2 separate regions of the Homo sapiens genome follow, and region 2 is linked to region 1. Evidence: chromatin contacts called from ENCODE Hi-C or POLR2A ChIA-PET data. All regions are on one chromosome and are shown on one strand. The core of a region is the stretch at or near the end of the contact, and the rest is flanking DNA. Distances in the headings are between cores, read along the strand shown. Region 1 overlaps ZBTB20 (zinc finger and BTB domain containing 20). Region 2 overlaps ZBTB20 (zinc finger and BTB domain containing 20).

Region 1 (4,137 bases), core at 586-3,085:
CACACAAGGTTCCTAGGAAGAGAAACTGTACATGAGATAGATTTAGGGCATTACTAGTATTCTAATTGAGGCTGAGTCACAGTTGTATATGACTTGTTCCTGCTGGAAGACAGTAGTCAAGGCCAGAGCTCACACAGCCAACAAATATGTTCTGATTTGCTGCTCTCAGACACTGAGTCTGACACACTGCTCAGCAATCACTTACTGCTCCCTAAAGTGGTATTTTGCATTTCTAGGATTGTCATTGTCTCTAAATTTATACTTATATACATCGCTGATGAGGTTCTTCCCTTGCAAAAAGAAATTTCAGCCTTCCTCCAATTCAAGATACAGGCCTACTATTGAATACATAACAGTACATGGCCTTCAAATGTCATGCCTAGCCAATTAGCTAATCCTTTCCCAAAATAAACTTCACTGTAATATTTTTTTTTTCACTAGCATACATCCCCAGCTTAATTACTATTCTCTGGCATGTTATTTCAGTACATAAATTATCAATATGATTTTGTGTCAAAACCAACAATTTGACCAGGCATGTTGGCTCACACCTGCAATCCCAGCACTTTGGGAGGCTGAGGTAGGTGGATCACTTGAGTTTAGGAGTTTGAGACCAGCCTAGCCAACATGGTGAAACCTCGTCTCTTCTAAAAATACAAAATTAGCTGGGCATGGTGGCGCATGCCTATAATTCGAGCTACTCAGGAGGCTAAGGCAGGAGAATAATTTGAACCCTGGAGGCGGAGGTTGCAGTGAGCTGAGATCATGCCACTGCACTCCAGCCTAGGCAACAGAGTGAGACTCTGTCTCAAACAAACAAACAAACATCCCCCAACAATTTATGCAAACAACATCAGGGAAGCTAGGAAGCTCTATGAGCTATTCTCTGCCGTTCAGATATGTTCGATTGTCTTACTAGCTGAGCTTAACAGCCTTTTCTGTTTTTAAAGGACCACCATGCATGCCTCTAGTACAGCAATCTCTAACACTTAATCAACAGTTACGTCTACAGCAATACACAATAGCCAGGTCACTTTCACCCTGAGATTATACTAAAGGCTCACAATATGCTCAGAGTGTATGGAAAAGTGTCTCATTTCTTCTAAAGATCCTTAAATTCCTTGCTTTTATAGTATTATCCAACTGATTAATTAGTAGATTCATTTTTCAACTACTGTAGCCCCAAAGATACATATCGGCAGAGCCCTCCTGATTGTATTTTACCCTTGGCCTTTTCTCCTTTTAGTTTCCTCAGTTTGCACCTGTAATTTCACTTTTAGAACTTCTCTAGGCTCGGTGGCTAAACACCACACAGCACAGGCTTTATCTGATGTGCCGGCGCCTGGTGTGGTCTAAGACACACTGGTGTTTTGTTCTTGAAGTACAGGATTGATGTTCTGAAACCTAGGCTCTAACACAAAGGAGATCATTAGCTCATTTTAAGTGTCTCTTTTCTTCCCTCCCAGCCTCCTCCTACCCACCCCAATACTTCCTTAGTCCTAAGCACTGGCAGCAGATGGCAACCATATTCCAAAGCTGAGTATACATAAAATAGTGCCATGGAGAACAGAGTGGCTTCAAAGTTAGCCTTTCTATTCAAGTGGGATGGCGGGGACTTCTGGAGGAGTGAACTCATCTCTCATTCATTTAATCCTCTATTCATTCAGCCAGGAATTTGTTTTCCTACACATCCATCTACTGTCCAGCCAGTTGAGGGAGGGTGGGCATGAAGCATCTCTCTTGAGGGCCCTTCCAGCAGGAGGGCACTAAGATTTCTATGCCAAGCTCTTGTTTCCCTGGGCCAGCTCTGCCTGCTGCTGATCAAATCATGCCATTCCTGTAAGAGGAGCTTGGGAACACAGTGTGTAGGGGGTGGATTTCTCAAGAACTATCTCCTTGCTAGACTGACAGTCACATGCTGTATTCCCTAGACAAAGATTAGACCCAGGAAAAAGATGAAACAAGGAGGAGGATGTGGGGTTGCAGAAAACTGTGCAGGATGTTACAGTAACGGGAGGTGGGAGTGGGAAAACCTTTCCTTTTTGTTGTTTCAAGGTTTGCTAGAGCTTTTGCCTAATCATCTGTTTGAGCATCTTGAAAATAAGTATCTATTTCCATGGTATCTATCAAAAACAGGCACCAGATTATACTACAAAGTTGACCTGCCATATTGCTATTAGAATTAAAACATGTAGCAGCTTACATTCAAAAGAAAGCTTTTCTGTTTCCCCAGCATGAAAAGCAGAGGGTATTTGTGATACACTTTGTTTTGTAGGTCTGCTGAATGAAAAAAATAATCGGGTAAAAAATTAGTACCTATATTTTCACAAATGGGCATAATGCTTACAAATGCACTACATCATTATTTTAGCTTCATTCTCCCCACAACATTCATTTATTCATTCAACAAACATTTGCTGAGCACCTACTCCTAATTTGTGTAAGCACTTTGCTGGGTGCTAGGGATTCAGCAGTGGACAAGGTAAACAAGATTCCGCCCTCCTGAATTCTGTCACCTGGCCAAAATAAACATTTAACAAGTACGCTGCTAGAATTTTACTTGAGAAAAAGGAATAATTCATCTTACCTAGTATTTCTTCTGAATCTTTCTTAAACATATTTCTTGAAGGTCCAGACTCCTTTAACTAAGAAGTTCTATCTTAAATCTCTCTCTTTCCATTGTTATATTCATTCCTTTCTTGGTTACAATGTGGAGAGTTCAGATTGCAACTGCTATCATTTCTGGGGGGAATGGGGGTGGGACTGTAACCCTGAGAATCCTTGCTTTTCAAACTACACATATATTTTCTCTGTAAATATTGTACCATCTAATTTGCGTCTTTGGATTTTGTTGATTAGCCATCAACATGTGATTTAAGGAATACTGCATATGAGATGCAGAAATCATGACTCAGTAAGTTATTATTTTAAAGCTCTATTTTGGGATTTATACAGACTTGTGTACAGTCTAGTTTGGCTTTCAATCTAATCTGCAACTATTACTAGGAGGCTTTTAGATCAAGTTCCATACCCATGTGTCTCTGGAATTCTACAGTGAGAAGCAAAAGTGCTCAGGAGTTAAGAGAAGCAGACGTCCGAAATTATCTCCATGCATTACCAAAAACCGTGGGCACCACGGCACGGGGAAAACTTACCAGGTACAATGAGCCAGTGACTGTTACTGAATTTCTTAAGATTACACTTTTCCCAACTACTGCAGACTGCTTCAGAATAGAAGAAGGTAAGTAAGCAGGGTGATTACAAGCAATCCTCCTCGGAAGTGAAACTCACTCTTCTAAGTTTACCTCTGTTTTGAATTATTTCAGACAACTCTCATGCCATCAAGCCGACGGACTTTCAAAAAAATAAAAGATGCATTTCTTTACTTGTAAGTATTTGTCTTTGCAAAGGGCTCTCTGATATGGTAGCACAGAAGTTTGCACATTCTAAGGATCTGATGTTTTGCCCTCTTCGGGTATCCCGGCTGGAAGGAGCTACGGTGAAAGGGCACCTAAGGTGAATGGACAGATTGTAGATGGGTGCACACAGGAAAATGTACAGCTCCTACAATGTATTCTGAGGTAAGAGAGCACACAAGTCCATTCCCTATAATTTGAAAATCTCTCTTCTTTTTTTATTTTTTAGAGACAGGATCTCACTCTGTCACCCAGGGTGGAATGCAGTGGGATGATCATGGCTCACTGAAGCCTTAACTTCCTGGGCTCAGGTGATCCTCCCACCTCAAATTCCCAAGTAGCTGGACTACAAGTGCACACCACTATGCCCCGCTAACTGTTTTGTAGAGATGGGGTTTCACTATGTTGCTGAGGCTGGTCTCAAACTCCTGGGCTCAAGTGATAAATCCACACTGGCCTCCCAAAGTGTTGGGATTACAGGCGTGAGCCACCATGCCCAGCGTGAAAATCTCTTATTGACTAGAATGCACTTGAAGACAAAAAGGAACTTAACAGGTTAACACTAGAATGTAATGCTATAATATTAATAACACTCTAACCCTTCCCTATACCAAGAAGACAACATTCAGAGAGATTTGAAACTTCTTTCAGCCCCAGTTTCCTTATCTGTAAATGGGGTGTTTTGTAATAAGATTATGCATATTAGTCCTCTTTCATTTTT
Region 2 (4,137 bases), core at 1,112-3,611, 220 kb after region 1:
CTCTGATAATAGAGCCCAATATTAGTAAGCACTTCACAGCCAAACATGCCTACAAAGTGATTATTTTGTTGAATCAAAAGCAAAAGTTTTCATTCACTTCTTGACTGACTATAGAATCTCAGGCTTCCTTAAGTGAGTGACCAGAGGGATATATTGTTGATATAGACAGATGCTGCCAATGCACAAAGATCATCCATTTAGGTTTTTCAGTTGATGAAGTGAGGCATGCATTGCCAGACTTTACTTACATGAATTAACAGAATCAACAGGTGATTTGGTATCAGTACTGCTATTGGCTGGCGGGTTTCACCTCTGGTTTCAGAAAAGAAAGAGATGATACCTTTTCAATGCTGCATTTCAAGTCAACCATATGAAAAGCAAAGTTTTATTCCAGTCACTTTTCTTTCTCTCACATTGTGGAAGAAAAGTGCCAGCCACTGCTACTCTAACCACTAACCATGGTACAGATGTTTGAAAAATGTGAAACAGAGAAATGAAACAAAAAGGAAACCCTCAAAAATTAAGTTTCGCATAAGTGAAAAATACAGTATTTATGTATCATAACTGCAAAAAGATCAATGGACTTTTTTCTCATGTATTAAACAAAAATAAACACAAACATTGATTTTTTGACTTAGTGTTTTGTTGAAACCAACAATTACAAGGACCAACTCAAACATGGCTAAAAGTGGGAATAAAAATAAGATTTCTTTTATCCTGATAAAAGATTTTTTATCACCAAGAACGTTACAGTATGACCTACTTAAGTGAATACTTATTAAAGAAACAGATTCATTTAAAAAACATGTTTTTAGGTAAATAGGAACGGTGCAAGTGTTTCTTTGAAATCTTACAAAAGATAAAAATTAATTGAACTAACTAAGGTTCCTTACCCTATGCAAATAAGAAACGGCTTAGAAAGAAATGTCTTCAAACTGTTGAAATGTATATTCCTTAGTTGGTGTAACCAATGTGAGGTCTCAGTTACTATAATAGCAAATGTTCTATTAGATTTAAGCACATCAGTGCAAATTATTAAAATGAGACTGTCTTTGTTTAAAATAAAGCTTTAAAAAATGTAATGTAATCTCTGAGGGAGTATTGCCTGAAATGAAAGTTTTAGGCCGAGCTCTGCCACAATCCTATTGCGCATCTTGGTTCATCTGATTAAACATCTTTGGGTCTCAAAATTCACATACATTCACATTTCTAAAGTGAGTGTGATATAAAGTCATAGCTTGATCATCAAACTCCTTTCTAGCCCTAAAATTCTACGTATCTAATGAGATTAATTTATCATGAGGTGTTTTTCTTCTTTCCTTTGTTAATTTCCTTACAATAAATAGACAAATAAATGATCAAATAAGCAAATAAATAAATATTAAAAAGACATACACACACTGATAGCTATCCATCTGAATAGGAAGAAAGACTTTTTTTTGTTTGCCATTATCTATCCCCTAATGTGTATTTAAAAAGAGAGCTCCCACAGAAAAGATTTTTATTTTTTTCTAAATCAAAAATAGTGTATCATTTATTTGCCATTTAAGTTCTACTAAGAAGGAAAACACAAAATCATTATGGAAATCCTATTAGGAACTTTAGAAAGAAAAAGCTGATGAAATTCCATTTACAATTCAAATTGTTCATTCACGTATTTCCTTTTGCAGAAACTTTAAATGCTGCCTCAAACTATCTTCACCTCTTTTTCCAGGGACAATATCCCTAACTCTGTTAAAAAAAAAAAAAGGCTCTCTTCTCACACCCTTCCCACCTGTCCTCTGAGGTAGTTGTTCCACAAAGCTAAGGTATAGATTACATCAAGAGATATTTGGGATGGGAGTAAAACATTTCACCCTGGAGACAGTAATGTGTGCAATTTGCCAAGTCTAAAAGAAAGTTAAGCCTCATCACCACTTTGGCAAGAAATGTGGTTCTCATGGATGGACAATGATTATCATTTTTACACAGAACTTTTGAAAATGAAAGTACCTGGGGCACCAGCCAGAAAATAAGTACGAGAATGCAAGTTTTTTGCGTCAATATTTAAATCAGACAAAACACTATCAGTGTACCCTTAACAGACCTGAAGCGTCTAGAAAGAATACAAGGCAGCTGACACCTTGGTGAATAAGAGCAGCTCAGTTTTATGAAAAGGCCAAAGTCTTAGGGCAAACTCTCTGTTGTTCCAAGTGCTGATATACCTATGGCATCAACAAAGGCAAAACACCATAGGGGGCAATAGGCAAGGCTTCTCTTACAGGCAAGGCTCCTGTTAAAGGCTGGGACCCTCTGGACTACACACTCGAGGAACCCCAAGTGTGGGTCCCTGAGGGGAGGAAGTTTCCTCAAACAGAACGGCGAGAGGCTGAAGTTACACAGTGTAGGAGTACTCCCTGCTGGCAGCTGAGGTTGGAAATGAACTGGTGATGTCCTAGAGAGGGCTGCTTAAATTTTCTATGAGGAGGCTAATGGAGATAACAGTGCTCTTGAGGGGACAAGAGCATGGGTCTGATTAGGTTTAGATAACTCCAGATATTATGCTGAGTGAGGAGGAGGTTAAGGGAAGCTACTGATGACAGGAACTCCAACAATTGACAAAAACTATGTGTAGAGCTGGTATATACAATTTTCATTTAAGTTTCCCATCTCATATCATTCTATAAAGCATACACAGCCGTATGTGCACATGTGTGTGGGGTTCAGAGGATGCAGGAAGAAATCTATTTCTGTGCAGTTCATTTTACCCCTGCAAGAACAATCTTTGAAACCGTCTAATGTATTCACATTTATGTTTTACAAGGAATCCCTTCCATACTTCTAATGGACCTGCCTGGTATGCCCCCTGTACCACTATACCTAATCCCTAGGCAGGTGGTCTTTGTATGGGCCTGGGGCAACCACACTGGTTTCTCCCCAGTGCTCTGCTCTGTTAGGGTTCTTCTGCATAATAAAATGAAGGTCAAAATGGCAGCCTGCTAAAAGCAGCAGTATTTCAGTTGCAGGAATAACTTGCTTGTCATCAACTTGTTAATGCAATAGTCAAACATTTCTCTGACATGTACAGTATCAGCTAACTTCAGCAGATAAAGGGTCTAGAACAGGAAGATGCTGCAGATGCTTTAGCTCGGAGGAAGGCTTAGCAGAGCCAAAACGTCAGCAGGGCCTGTTTGTTCCATACTTTCCATCGGGCTCTGTGAAAGAAATGTTAGATTACTGCAATGACAAGTTTGTGACAAGCAAGTCATTTGTGCAACTGGTGCGCTCCTGTTTTTATCTGTTTACCATTCAGACTTGTGAATGCCATTTCAAGCACTTAGAGGATTTCTGGCTCCCATTAAGGGGAAATGGTTCCTCCATGTTTAGAATTTTCTACCTCAAAGAGAATTACTAAGCAATTATTTGTTCCTGTGGTCAGTGTCACACAAAAGCACTCTTGAGTTGTTTAGCTGGACTCTGAATCATGAAATGAAGTCCTGAAGACTGGATAGCTTGGAGCATCAAAAATTTCCCATCTAGTTTATTGGAATGACTACAAAGCAAGCCTGTGAGAGACAATAAAATTATGGCCAGCTTGAAATACCTTGCCCTTTTGCTCTGGGATCATATATCAAGGCCATATGCTTCAAGCCACATAAACTCACTTGTAACAAGTAGATCCTGAGAAGCTAAGGCCTGGCGATGTCACACTGACATGTGATTTAGCATATGACTGTTTTGGTGACAAGGACCACTTTAGCTGTTGAGAAGAGAATTTCCACTGACTTCTCTCTATACCTTGTGGGTAACTATAGGGTCAATACTAATCCAGAGAACATTTTAACTGTGGTAAAATAAAGTAATATAATATCAAATTAATAACTAGGGCCATCCTCACTAGGCTGACTTTTTAATAGTGAATGGAGACCCTGGCAGATTTGAGATCAAGAATTCAAGATCCTCTCATTAGGTCCTTCACCTGAAGTTGCTGAGTTTCTTCAAGTCATTTTAACCTCCTGGGACGAAGGTAGAAAATAACAGCACATGTTCCTTTCCATCTGACATAAATGGTCTCAGGGTCAATATTACAAAAGATGAAGAGTGCCTTCAGACTCAAGAACAAGAATGATACTCTCTAAACATCATTTATTCTTTCTA

What was found. Hi-C counts contacts between places; a loop is a spot of excess contacts on that map. ChIA-PET counts read pairs that join two places held with the same protein, here RNA polymerase II (POLR2A). Pooled maps may share reads with other maps.
Region 2: a loop to region 1 is called in a map with no recorded cell type, with 2.4 times the contacts of the local background. The contact joins two enhancer-like sites. A Hi-C loop is called at or near these places in 1 of 168 maps with a recorded cell type or tissue (A673), 1 of 37 single-sample maps with no recorded cell type and 3 of 50 pooled maps. POLR2A ChIA-PET finds 5 or more read pairs at or near these places in 1 of 52 experiments (CD4-positive, alpha-beta T cell).

The regions. Positions count from the first base shown.
Region 1 is chr3:114,363,641-114,367,777 of GRCh38, forward strand. All of the region lies in intron 10 of ZBTB20 (zinc finger and BTB domain containing 20), which reads right to left. It overlaps ZBTB20-AS1 (ZBTB20 antisense RNA 1), which reads left to right. Exons shown (of 9, transcript NR_038993.1): 5 at 3,056-3,241; 6 at 3,327-3,581. Among named protein-coding and RNA genes, the nearest start is that of ZBTB20-AS1, 14 kb to the left of the region's middle. Within about 2 kb of position 1,836, at least 2 of the 41 ENCODE cell types and tissues checked have a DNase peak (open chromatin) inside an H3K27ac peak, as active enhancers do.
Region 2 is chr3:114,582,791-114,586,927 of GRCh38, forward strand. All of the region lies in intron 6 of ZBTB20 (zinc finger and BTB domain containing 20), which reads right to left. Among named protein-coding and RNA genes, the nearest start is that of ZBTB20-AS5, 130 kb to the left of the region's middle. Within about 2 kb of position 2,362, at least 7 of the 41 ENCODE cell types and tissues checked have a DNase peak (open chromatin) inside an H3K27ac peak, as active enhancers do.